Linked DNA regions of Homo sapiens: region 2 is linked to region 1. The links are chromatin contacts, found by Hi-C in ENCODE. All regions are on one chromosome and are shown on one strand. Each heading gives the region's core, a stretch centred on a gene start or an enhancer-like site at or near the end of the contact. The rest is flanking DNA. Distances are from core to core; before and after follow the strand shown.

Region 1 (4,981 bases), core at 2,482-4,981:
TCCAGCCTCAGGCCGTACCCAGGGAGCAAGCGGCGGGGGCGCAGCGGGAGAGAGGAGGGAGAGGGCCGCGGGCCCCCATGGAGGGCGGTTGGGAATCCAGAGATTCACCGCTTGTCCCTGTGGCTCCTTCTCCTACCACTGGCTCCGAGGGGGCCTCGGGGCTGTGAGGAAATGACCTGCCAACCTCGAGGTTCGCCAGTGCGGCGTCAGCGACCGTGAGGCCTCTCAAACCCACACCCCAGCCGGGTGTCCCGAGCGGTGGGCGGGCACAGGCGCCCCCAAGGTCTCTGGCCCCAGGTCTCAGAAAGAAAGGCCCTTGCCTGGTGCCCCGGGCTCCCGGCTTCGCCTTTGGCTGGAGTTAACTTCTCTGGGCTGGAAGGAGCTCCCTCCGGACGAGCTCTTGGTGCGGGGAACTGGTGGCCCCCAGGGTAACTCCTGAAGCACCAGGGCTAGGCTGGCCGAAGAAGGGTCAGGGCCCGGCCTGTCTCCCCGGAGGCCTTCCATGGTTCCGACGGCCAACGGTAACCCCGTCAAAATAGGCGACCCGCCTGCGCTTCGCGTTAGGGGCTGACCATCCCCTGCCTCCCCTGCGGCCTGCTCCGGCCCTGGTCCTCCGCTCTTCGGAGCGCTCCAGGCCAGCGGGAGCACCTCATCTCCCCGAAGCTGAGCCGGTGCTGTGTACTCCGGGAGCCGGCTGACTTCTGGCCCACCTGCTCACGGGTGTATTTAGTACCGGGGGTCCCTAGAGGGAGGAAGGCTCAGCACTCCGAGTCTATGCAGACGCGTTCAGCTGATACCTGAGATGCTGAGCGTCCTATCGTTGGTGAAAGGGACACTGGGTGCCTCCGCTCCAGGCTTGGCCTTTTGGTGAAGGCACTTGGAAAATATTCCAGTATTATCTATGGGAGAAGGGTGGCCCAGTGAGAATCCCCGGTTTGGGCAGGCGGGCCTAGGCCAGGCTACAGGGTTTCAGTGAGATGTCCCGGTGGTCGCCAATCCACAGGCTGGATTGACCCTGTGTCCTGGAATGAGTAGTGGGGCCTGGGTGAGGCCGGGCGGGTCAGGAGGCCTCCTGGGCAGTTGCGAGCTTCCCGAGGCAGGGTGACTGTGACTGGGCCCGGACCCCAGGCGCTGGGGCCTGCTGGCGGGCAGGAAGTGGAGCGTGTGTGTGCGGCGGCCTGGGAAAGCCGATTCAGAGGCCAGGTTTCTGGGTCACGGAGAAAGGGTCGCCCGCTGGTGGGGACTGGAGCGTCGATTTATGCACACAGGCTGGAAAGGCAAAAGAGAACAGGAGAAGGTGGCGGTGGTGGTCAAAGGAAGCCCCCGAAAGGGCCCCCACGTACTGGCTGCCCTGGGAAGTGGAGGCTGCTTCTCCCAGACTCTGCTCAGAAGATGAATGGCCGCCTGTTCTGGGGCTTCGGCTCCAGTTAAGCCCCGCCGGGTCTGGAAGGAAGGAAATGCACCAGCCTCAGGTCTGGGTGGGCTGAGCTGTTGCACTAGAGCCCAGAGGTGCAGGGCATAGGTGGCTGGGCCCCTGGGCCCTGGCTCTCCCCCTCAGCCGGCGGAGTGCTCACAGTCGCCGAGGCCAGGTCCCCGAGTATAGGTGAGGAAAGGACAAGCCACAGCTGAATGCCTCCCCTCTGGGGGTCTCTACTCCCCATCCCAGCCCTTGGCCCGGCTGGGCTCACACCCCTCCTTCAGCCGGGCCTCATTACCTGGAGAGAGCGAGTAGTTTGTAAACAATAAATAATGGGAAGTAGAAGGATGCTCGGGAAAAACCAGAAAACTGCAAGGAGTGGGGAGGAGGGAGGGTGGGAGAGGGGAGGAAGGAGGGTGGGGGAGGGGAGGAGCAGGAGGAGAGGGAAAGGGGTTGAGAGATTCATTTCTAGCGAGAAACCCCGGTGGCTAGTTTCTTATTATTTACAGGAAGGTGATATTAGCGATTCAGGTGAGAAAGAAAGAAACGCGGCCTGCCGCGAAATCAATACAGAATTCAGAAACAATTATTAATGTCATTTGACTCGTGTTCTTTATATATTTCTCGCGGCTACCGACGCTAAACTGTCTGAATAATTTGCATGGAGCGGCTATTCATTATTTCCGATGGTTTCCCTCTGCAAGCAGCTCGGACGTGGCCCGCTCCGGTCCAACGCGATCGGAGAACTCGTATTTTCATCTGTAAATTAAAGCAATTACGCAGCAGATATTATATGATGTGTACTGTGGTCTCCAGATAGTCATCAATCACCTTCAACCGAGCTGTCAAAAGAGCAGGCAGATTTCGTTTCTGGGAGGCAGGCTTGCAGCTGGGGAGAGGGCGAGGACGTCATCATTAATTAGAGGGTGACCCTGGGGCGATTCACAGGTCTGAACCCAGGAATCTTTCTGAGCAAGTCTGCACAACGCTGCCTTGCACGGCTTCCTTCCCAACTTACCACGGGAGGCCGGCCCAGGGGGCGAGGGCAACCGGGGCGAGTCCCGGTCCCGGAGGGCGATGGCGCAGAAGGCGGGGAACGGGTTCGGGATGGCCCGGGCGCCCCCTTGCCGCCCCCTTGCCGCCTGCTCACTGGCCTCCGCTTTGAACTTGGGCAAGGTCCCAGGGAGGGTACTGGCCGAGGGAGTCCTGGGGTGGGCGCTCGGTCCCCTCTTCCGATTGCTCCGTGCGCCCCAGACAGAAAGCTGGGCAAAATGGACAGGGGAGGGCGCCTCCGCCAGGCACCCAACGCCCCCTCCCTCGCAGCCAGCCCTGCGGGGCGCCGGGAGGGACGAGCTTAGCGGGAGGGGCCGGGGCCTGGGTTGAGGAACCTGCTCTTCCGAGCGCGCAGGGCCGCCCGGCAGTCCCCGGCTTAGCCGCGAGGGGCAGGGGGAAGCCGGCGGAGCACGGCCGGCGGAAAGGGGATCGGGGAGGAAAGTCGGGGAGGCGAGGTGGGGGCGGTGGGCTGAGCGGGAACTTAAAAGACCGCGGTGGAGAAGATGGGGCGTTCTCCGCGACACTCGGCTGCCCAGAGGTGCAAAGCCGGTGGGCGCACGCCCGGGGCGGCCCTACAGCCCTCGGGCCGCCAGTCTCAGGGTGTCGGGCTCCAACTAAGGCCCCGAAGCCCCCACGCACCTGAGGGCATTTTGACCAGCTCTTGCGGGCTGTCTTGCGGCCGCAGTGGGTTCTGAAAGTCCATTCCGGCGTAGGGTGGAAACCGGCGGGAGGCGTTGCTGATTCTCGATTAAACAATAGTGACGAGACGCGTGCGGGGCGCCTGCGAGCCCCTTCCTGCCACTCGGAGCAGAGCGCGCCAGCGCGAGGCCGGGCCGGCCGCCTGCGCAGCGCCGGGCTAATTTTAACTGTTGATTACATCTTCAGCGTGTCCTTTCATAGGTCTCATTTGTAATTGAGACGAATGATTACAGTGGGGCGGGAAGGAGCAGCTGCTCATTAATTAATTTCTAATTAAAAGTGCCTCTCGTTCTCGGGTGACTAAAGAGAAACACCGTTCGCTGGGCGATATTGACTCGGATGGAATTTATTTGCTAACGCCCGGAGGAATGGCCCCTCCGTCCACCGCGCGGCCGGGACTGTCCTGGCCCCTCCCGGCCTGAGCCGCCGGCGAGTGACCGGCGAGTCTGCGGCCAGGCCGGGCTGCGCGAGGTGGGGCTGACGTCAGAGCCTCCTCCGCTTCAAGCCGCGCACATCTGACTTGACGGGTTCGCGCGACTCGTTTTTTTTTTTTTCTTTTTCGTAAAATATGTATTTCTGTCGCCGCTGCGAGGCCGCTCGGTCCCAGAGCCCCCTCGAGCCTCCGGAATGCGAAGTTAAAGGAATCGCGGCGGCCACCGCTGCTCACTTTGTTACCCGGTTAGAAAAGTTTGCGGAGCGCGGGGATGGACTAACCGGCTCTCCTGCTTCGCCCTCCCAGCGCCTAGAAGCCTGCAGCTCCGGAGCAGTGGCCGCGCCACGCCGGCCCCAGCGCGCAGAACCCTGCAGGCCCCGCCCGTCCGCCCCGGGCCGCGCCCGCCATGTCCTACCCGCAGTTTGGATACCCCTACTCCTCGGCTCCCCAGGTAAGCGGAGCCCCGCCCCGCCCAGGCCACCGCAGGTGCCGGTAGGGCGGATGGGGCGGGGACGGGGGGTGGGGAGTGTCCGACCTACGACTGCCTGCGGCTTCCGAGCTAGCAAGGCCTGGGTCGCGCGCCCCTCACGCCCAACCCCTGCTCCCCAAACCCCCGGGGAAAGGCCGAGGCGCTAAGAAAATCCGACGGGCCGGGCCCGGGTTCCCTGATGTTTGAACCACAAGGCTCAGGCTGTGCCCCAGGGGAGTCCTAGGACCCCAAGGAACCCCTGGGGAAGGAGGCTTGGCGCGCAAATGGCGTCAGAGGCCTTGGAAACCCTCCGGGGAAGGGTGTAGGTGCTCGGCTGGGCCCCACGTGGCGGAGGAGGCCAGACGCGCACAAGCTAGTGGAAAGGGGCGAGCATCCTGGTGTGGACGGCGGGAGGCCCGGGGGTACTCGGGGCACGCCCTCGTGGGCGGCGCGCGGGATTGGCAAGGCCCAGGGCCCCAGCCTCCAGCCCGGCTTCCCGCCAGTCCTCGCGGCCTCTCTCTGCAGTTCTTGATGGCCACCAACTCCCTGAGCACGTGCTGCGAGTCCGGAGGCCGCACGCTGGCGGACTCCGGGCCCGCCGCCTCGGCCCAGGCGCCGGTCTACTGCCCGGTCTACGAGAGCCGGCTGCTGGCCACCGCGCGCCACGAGCTCAACTCGGCCGCGGCGCTGGGCGTCTATGGGGGTCCCTATGGCGGATCGCAGGGCTATGGCAACTACGTGACCTACGGCTCGGAGGCGTCCGCCTTCTACTCGCTGGTAAGTGGGGCATCCCTAGCCCTTGCCCTGCCCCTGGCCCTCGATTTGCCAAGCCCACTTTTGCCCCAGTAGGCGCGCCAGTCCGGGTCCCCGGACTGTCACAGAGGGGAGGCGCTCACCTTGGCTGCCTTCA
Region 2 (7,225 bases), core at 3,507-6,006, 1.7 Mb before region 1:
AGAGTTAGGACGGAGAGACGGGCGGGAGAGGTCCCAGGCCTCCTTCCCACCAACTTCTGCCGGCTGCCCAGGCAGATTCGCCGAAAAACGTCACCCCTCACCCCACCACCACCCCGTAGCAGGCCCGCCGGTAGGGCAAAGCTCTCTTGGGAGAGCCCTAGGGCCTTGTCTGGCTTTCTAAATTGAAGCAGGGATTAAGCGCAGCCCCAGGGCTCAGCGGCCACTGCCTGGTACCCTCCCGGCTCATGCTGCACCCCACGCTACCACACCTAGCCAGGCCTCTGCATTCCCAGCTAGGGGACAGGTGGACGCGGCCTGGAGCTGTACCTGGGAGCGTGGGGCTGCTGCGGACCGAGGCCTTGTCTCCATTGAGTGCCCCCGGGGCAATAGCGACCGGCGGCTGCGGTGGTGGAGGTGCAGGAAGGTGAGGGCCATGGGGCGCGGCGTGGGGAGCGCCAACGCCCAGGAAGGAGCGCATGTTGAGCAGGGAGCCCTGTGCGAGGAATGCGCTGTTGGTCCAGTTGGAGAACTTGCCGATGTGGCAGGTGTACAGTCCGTGGCTAGGCAGGAAGGCGGGGTGTTGCAGCGGCGCCCCGGCGGAGGGCCCGTGCGCGCCGGGGTGGCCCGCGGGTGGTGGTGGCGAAGCCTTGGGCGCACCGTCGGGGCTCGTGGCTGTCTCCGCCAGCGACCAGATCTTGGGCTTGCCGTGCGGCGCACCCTGCAGGCCGCCCGCTGCAGCGCCGGGGCTCAGCAGGCGCGTGCTGCCCGGCTCTGGGGCCTCCTTTGCCAGGCCCAAGGGCGAGTCCTGGGGCTTGAGAACGTCGGCTGCTGCCAGCGGCGAGCCTTGGTCCCGGGCAAGAGCAGAAGGGGCTGCGGGCGCGTGCGGAGCCTCGGCCTTGTCCTCGTCATCCTCGTTGCTCTGGTCGCCATCGTGCTCGTCGATCTTGTCAATGTCGATGCTTTCCAGGTCGATCTCCTCGTCGTCCTCGGCCTTCTCCGGGTCGCCCTCGGTGTCGCTGCCGAAGAGCGCTCCATCTTCCTGGTCCTTGCTGCGCGCTCCCCATGTCACCTTGTTCTCCTTCTTGAGGCGCCGGCGCGCGTTGGCGAACCAGGTGGAGACCTGCGTGAGGGTCATCTTGGTGATGATGGCCAGCATGATCTTCTCGCCCTTGGTGGGGTAGGGATTCTTGCGGTGCTCGTTGAGCCAGGCCTTGAGCGTGCTGGTGCTCTCGCGGGTGGCGTTCTTGGGCCGCCCGGGGTCCCCGTATTGGAACTGGCCGTAGGGGTAATAAGCCGGCGCCGTGTGGGCTGCGAAGGTGGCGGGGTGCACCCCAGGGTTGTCCTTCAGTTCATACTGCGAGCCCTGAAGCCACAGGGCAGATCCATCGAGGAGAGAGAGGAGGGAAGTGGAGAGAGAAAGGGAGAGAGAGAGAGAGACATGAGTCCCCAAGACGGGAGAGTGGGAAGCAGCCGCTTCAATGGACTCGAGGGCCTCCCAGGCGCTTTGCGGGGCTCTCCTGTGCTGGGCAGATCAGGAAGTCACCCCCAGTTCACTGCTGGGGAGAAGGGGAGCCAGGACCATGAGCTGACTTCAGGAACTGCCCTTTCACCGACAGTGGAGATCGTTTTTGCCACTCTAGAAAAGTTCCACAAACAGTGCACTCTCCAGAAGAGCACAACAGAGGCCGCGGCCCCTGCAAGTTCCCTAGGCGACCCCTGTCCCCACCACCAACCGCTGGAGAAACCTGCATTTCCAAGTTTATCTTTCACTAGCTAGAGGGAAAAACCTTTCAACTGAGCTGATAAAGCCATTTCTCCAAACGTAAAGGGCCCAGAGCCCAAGCCTCCTCTCTGCCACCCAGAGGGGGCTCAATCAAAATAAACCATCCCGGGTTTTCTACCGGTCTAAATCCGCCAGCAATTTAAAACGAAAGCACAGTCCTTTGCCTTCCAAATTAATCTGCATATAATGGTTTACCCACATTAAAAGGTCTTTAGAGGTGACAGGTAATTTAAAATTTTAATCCCGGCCATCATCGACAACAATAACAAAAACACCATTTTTTTTTTTAATACAAAAGGAAGGCTTAGCCTGTAAAATATTAACGCAAGGGCTGGGAGCCACCGGCGGCCAGGAGGGGAACCGGTTCAGTATCCTAGGCCTCTTCTCAGTTACTTCATCTCTTAAGTTTGACTTTGATCTGGAGGGAGCAAACACTAGCTGTTTGCAGGCATTTAGAGGCGCTGATTTATTTGCAATCGATATTCTTTTTATAATCAGTAGTAAAACACAGCAAGTCAAATTATCCCATCAGGTTTTTTGGTAAATAACATTTTATCTTTCTAACAACCTCATTAGGCCTCATTATTACCATAAATTGCGCAGACAGACATTCAAATACAATTTTATCTTTTGACTTCCAAACACCCAATTATAATGGCTTGGAAACCTAGGCCTAGAATCAGGGTTTGGGTTTGAGTTTACTCTCTCAGAACCAGTGGGAGAGCTGGAGAAACACACACCTTTTGGGTGGGAATAATTTTTACATATTATCCCTCTAGGTGGGAAAAACAACTCAGAACAGCAAACATCTCCCTTCCCCAGCTCTCCACAAAGGGTGCAGGTCCTCACACTGAAGCTCTCTCCCTCCCCCGCAAACACAGGCAGGGTTCCCAAATGGCACACAACTGCATTCGCAATTTCTGTAAAAAATATTCATCCTCTGAAAAAATGGTCTAGTTGCAATGTTAGCAAAGGGAGTTCCGGACTCTGAGAAAGTTGTAAAGACCAGAAGATTTCTTGGACTAATTAGTTTGGTGACTGAGGCCGCAGAGAAAACATTTCTGCGGCTAGATTTCGTTTTTGCCCAATCGTTCCAAAATGTACTTTGCGCTTTTCTAATTATTTTGGTTGTAATTGTAAAGAAGACGTTTCAGCCTCGTCTCCACTGGGAATTCTTTTTGAAAGGACACCTTGTAAATCTCTCATCGCGTCCCGGCCTCCCCGCCGCCTGAACAAAATGGGGGCTGATCTTTTTCGATAGTAAGAGACCTGAAAGGCAGCCGGGCCGCTTTCTTTCAAAACTACAAGAAAAGTTACAGGGAAACCCGCTCTTTGCTTGTGCACACTTGAGGGGCGTTTACTCCCCGCTTCTCCTGCGGGGAGCGGGGAGATATCGCGGGTGCTTGGAAATTGCTTTATCCCGCGGGCAGCGACCCAGGAGGGGGCTGCCTCCCAGGGCCCCGCGCCCGCCGCACAATTCACCAGCCGTCCGAAGTTTAAGCACCGACCTTGCAGTCAGACCAAGGAAAATGGATGATTTGGACCGGCAGACAGGCCAATGCCCCCGCGGAGAATTAAGTGTGCAGCCGCCTGCCCCGACATCTAACGCCCACTGGGACGGGAGACTAAGAGGACACCATTTGTTTTAAGCCAAGGGACACTGTTTTCTTTAATCCTCCATTATGTAACGCAGGAAGAAAAGTGCTTTTCTTTCTGTGCAAATGAAATGAAAACTTGGGCAACTTACAAAAGTAAAATCAAACACCGTTTCAGACACCAGCACATTACTGCAACTTAATTTTTGTTTAATCTCAAATTCGCACTCACGCCGTGGAGAGACCTCTCCATCCCTTTGGACCTCTATTGTTAAGATTATTTTGATTGACTCTACCAGGCTTAGAAGGGGTCTGTCTGGCAAACTCGGATACAACTATCTCGGAGCTGCTAAAGAGGGAGAAAACCAAGTTTTCCAGACTCGGTTCGAAAACTAAAGAGGCCGCGCGAGTGGAACCCGCGGCCAGGAAGGGAAGTCCTGCTACGCTACGCCGGGCCGACCTGCAGGAACCCCGTGGGCCTGCCCGGGCGCCCTGGCCGAGCCAGGCGAGTTTGCCCCCGACCTCCAGCGCGGGCACCGCTCCACGGGCCTGCTTCTGCGGCCTCTCTGAATTCACTCGCTACCCGCTCCCTGGCCCGGGCCTTCCGCTTTCCCAGGCCGAGATGGCCCAGCCGTCACCCGCCCGGCCTCCCAGCCCTCTTGCGTCCCCGGGGGCCGCGGCCTCGGCCACCGGGAACCTGCCCCCGGACCTTTCTAGTTCCTCTTCCGGACCAGGTCCACCCGTAGTCTCTCCCTCCCGGGCGACCCGCCACCCTTGCCCTGGCGCGGGTGAGACAGAGGAGAAGCGGGGGAGGCCGGGCGCACTCACCATCTGCGAGAAGAGGCTGAGATCCGCGGCGTAGGGCAGGAAGGCGCTGTAGTTGGGCGCGCCCGCGTACGGCCCCGCCGCCGCGTACATGCCCAGCACCGAGGTGACTGCAGCCGCGCCTGCCCCGCCGCCCAGCTCCGCGGCCCCCGGTCGGCCCGACGAGGCGGCGGCAGCCGCCGCAGCGGCCGCGGCCAGCACCCCCGGGCGCTCGCCGCCGTAGGCGCCCGGCCCCGCGGCGCTCAGGTACTGCGGGTAGCCCAGCTGCGGGAAGGACATGTCCGCGGACTCGGCGACCGCCGCAGCGGGCGAGTATTAAAGGCGCGGGGAGGGAGGCGGAGGCCGGCCGGAGGGGGTTGCAGGGGGCGCCGCGAGGGGTCTAGGGAGGAGCGGGCGGCCGGCCGGGCGCGCTCGGGCGGGCCGGGAGATGGAGGCCGGTCGCGGCTCCTCTGCCCGGTGCTCGCAGGCGCCCGGCTCCCGGCTGCGCCCGGATCCGCAATCGCGCGCCGACTGCGGCGGCCGCCCTCCGCTCGGCGGCGGGGCTTTCAGACACAATTTGAAGTTGATGCTTTGATTGGCATCCCCTTGAGCGCAGGCCCCGCCCCTGGCTCCCCTCCCGCCCCCTCCCTGCCTCCCGCCCGCCCTCGCCGGCCGCTCCCGCCCCTCCCGCGAGCACGTGGTGCCCCGTGCCGGCCCGGCCAGCTACTCTCGCGGTGGGCGCGCGCGTCGGGGCGGCGGGGTGTGGGCCCGGAGGCCGTGGGCTCCTTCCCGACCAGCCCCCGCAGCTGTCTGACAACCTGTCGACACGGGTTTACAGCTGTCTGACACCGGGTTTGCAGTTTCGCGGCCGAGGTGTGTCCCCTTTTTAACAAAAACAACTTGGCGCCTGCTTTTCTACTGTTTGGGCAGCGGGGAAGGGGCCGGCGGCCTGGACGCTGGTGACAGCGAGGGGGGAGCGGCCTCTCCCCCGAGTCCCGCGCGGCCGGGGCCTCCAGGGGACATCTTTGGCAGAAGTGCACCCGGACGCTCTCCGCGAGCCACTGAACCGGCGTGGCGTGACACCCCCGACTCCAGATGCGGGTTCCCGTGGGCCCCTACTGGGTAGTAACCGATCGTCTGCCAATGACCGGCCTCGCCGCCCTTGGGGAAGCGGGGAGCGGCCGAGCTCTGCGGGCTCTTTCAATTGTGCAAACTTTGAGCGAGGGCAAATCCCGCGGAGAAGTCGCCAGCTCGGGGGAAGCAGGCGCAGTCGGCGCCGCGGGTTCTCGGAGGGAGGGGTGGGGGAGACGCGGGGGGAGGGGCTTTCTCTTCACCCAGAAAGCCCCCTGGCAGCCGGAGGGAAACATCCCCCGCGCCCCCGCGAAGGGGGAAGACGGTGTGGCCTGGACGCCCGGTTTGTCCACCAGGTGTGCAGAGGCAGACAGGAAACTTGTGTGGAACGCGCGAACCCGAGTCGGCGCCGCCGCCAGACCGGCAACGGAGCGGCCTCTTGGGTCCAAGTCCCGCGTCCCTCTTCTCCCTGCGTCTCCCCTCTCCATCCTCAGCCTCGTCGGGCTACAGGACGCGGCCAGGCGCGGCGCACTTGAGATGGGCTCCGTTTCGCCGCGGCCCTGGCCGTGCGGCTCCCGGGAGAAGATGCCAAGTGCACGGGCCTCCTCGCCTCCCTGAGCCTGGGAAGGCGCTGGCAGGCCACTTCTGCGCCTCGTGGCTGGAGAGCTCCGGACGGTGCCGTGGGGAACCGGGTACCAGTCCCGGCTCCCGGGGCCACTTTGCGAACCACCTCCTACGCAGAGACGGGGCCGGGAGTTCACCCCGCTGCGGCTCTCCAGCACACCGGACTCCGCGGGAATTTCAGCAGCGCACTCTGGCGTCTTCTCGGCTTTAGGCCGGGTTGGGGCTACGGGATGAAGGCGGCCATCGGGCCAGAGTCGGCATGCTGTTCTGCTGGTGGTTTGAGCCACCCGTATCCTGGACACCGGCCAGGCGGTCCCTTCACCCCCTGCCTCGCTTCCCTCTCTTCACGGAGCCTCGAGGCCCAGGGACTTCAGCAGCATCAGGAGGGGCTCCGGTTTTCCGGGCCTGAGGACAGACACTGAGACATCGCCTATAATTAGCAACAATAATGCCCGTGATGGTAGTAATTACTAATAACCAGCTCCGACATCGGGCTTGATTTTTCCCTGCTCTGAGTCAGATTGTCTTGCTAGTCATGCTGCTTCCCGCGCTCAATTCGCCCCTCCACACTCCAGGATCCGCCTACAACCTCCAGGGTTCCTTTCCTGCTTTTACATAGATTCCGGGCTGGGTTTGTGGGGACGCCGAGGGTTGGTGGGGAGTGGATTCTTGGTGACACAAATCCGGGAAGCCCCTAACTGCAGCTTTTTCCTGTTCCCCAGCCTACCACCAGACACCTTCTAACCCTAAGACAGATTTCCGATCTTCAACCTCCTCTCCTCTATACCCAAAACAAATCCATCCATTGCCTGTGACTCACTGTGTGAGAAGTGGGCCAGTCCCACCCACCCCTGTCCTGTTCAGCAAACTACAGTGTCACATTTCAGGTTGACAGGGGAGATACGCCCTCTTGAGTGACCTGGAGAATGAGGTGGGATGTAAGTCCAGGGACACTTCTCAGCCTTGGGATTCAGCTACAGCTTATCTGCCTCCATCCAACCCACTGAGCACCACCGCCCACCCCACCCGCAAGCCTCAGGTCTCTCTGCAGCTGGCAGAGCTCTGTGGGGAGGCAGGAATAGGGGAGTGGAGGCTTCATCCTAACTCAACCAGCCCACTCCTCTGTGCCCCGGCTGCATCACCTCCATTGGCATCACATCACAAAGTGATTGCAGGCTCCTCAAAACACCAGGGAGCTGGGTGGGGAGGAGCTGGGTGGGGAGGACCTGGCTGGGCCCCACCTGGAGACTCCCCTGTGAATCCTGCCTGAGGACTGCACAGTTCCTGGGGAAGCGGCACTAGCAAAGCTGGGTAACTTGCTCCCTGGAGAGCCCTGCAAAGGTGCAGA

What was found. A loop is a pair of places that touch in the nucleus more often than their neighbours do. Pooled maps may share reads with other maps.
Region 2: a loop to region 1 is called in a map of mammary epithelial cell, with 8 times the contacts of the local background. The contact joins the promoter of IRX1 here to the promoter of IRX4 in region 1. A Hi-C loop is called at or near these places in 1 of 168 maps with a recorded cell type or tissue (mammary epithelial cell), 8 of 37 single-sample maps with no recorded cell type and 13 of 50 pooled maps.

The regions. Positions count from the first base shown.
Region 1 is chr5:1,881,675-1,886,655 of GRCh38, reverse strand. IRX4 (iroquois homeobox 4) reads left to right here and starts at 3,731. Exons shown (of 5, transcript NM_016358.3): 1 at 3,731-4,053; 2 at 4,597-4,848. The coding sequence starts at 4,009. IRX4-AS1 (IRX4 antisense RNA 1) reads right to left here and starts at 3,323. Exons shown (of 2, transcript NR_183257.1): 1 at 3,110-3,323; 2 at 2,007-2,176. RefSeq lists enhancers at 932-1,465, 2,015-2,867.
Region 2 is chr5:3,593,363-3,600,587 of GRCh38, reverse strand. It overlaps IRX1 (iroquois homeobox 1), which reads right to left and starts at 4,756. Exons shown (of 4, transcript NM_024337.4): 1 at 4,207-4,756; 2 at 328-1,363. The coding sequence starts at 4,482. RefSeq lists enhancers at 569-1,230, 1,231-1,893 and a silencer at 4,759-5,053.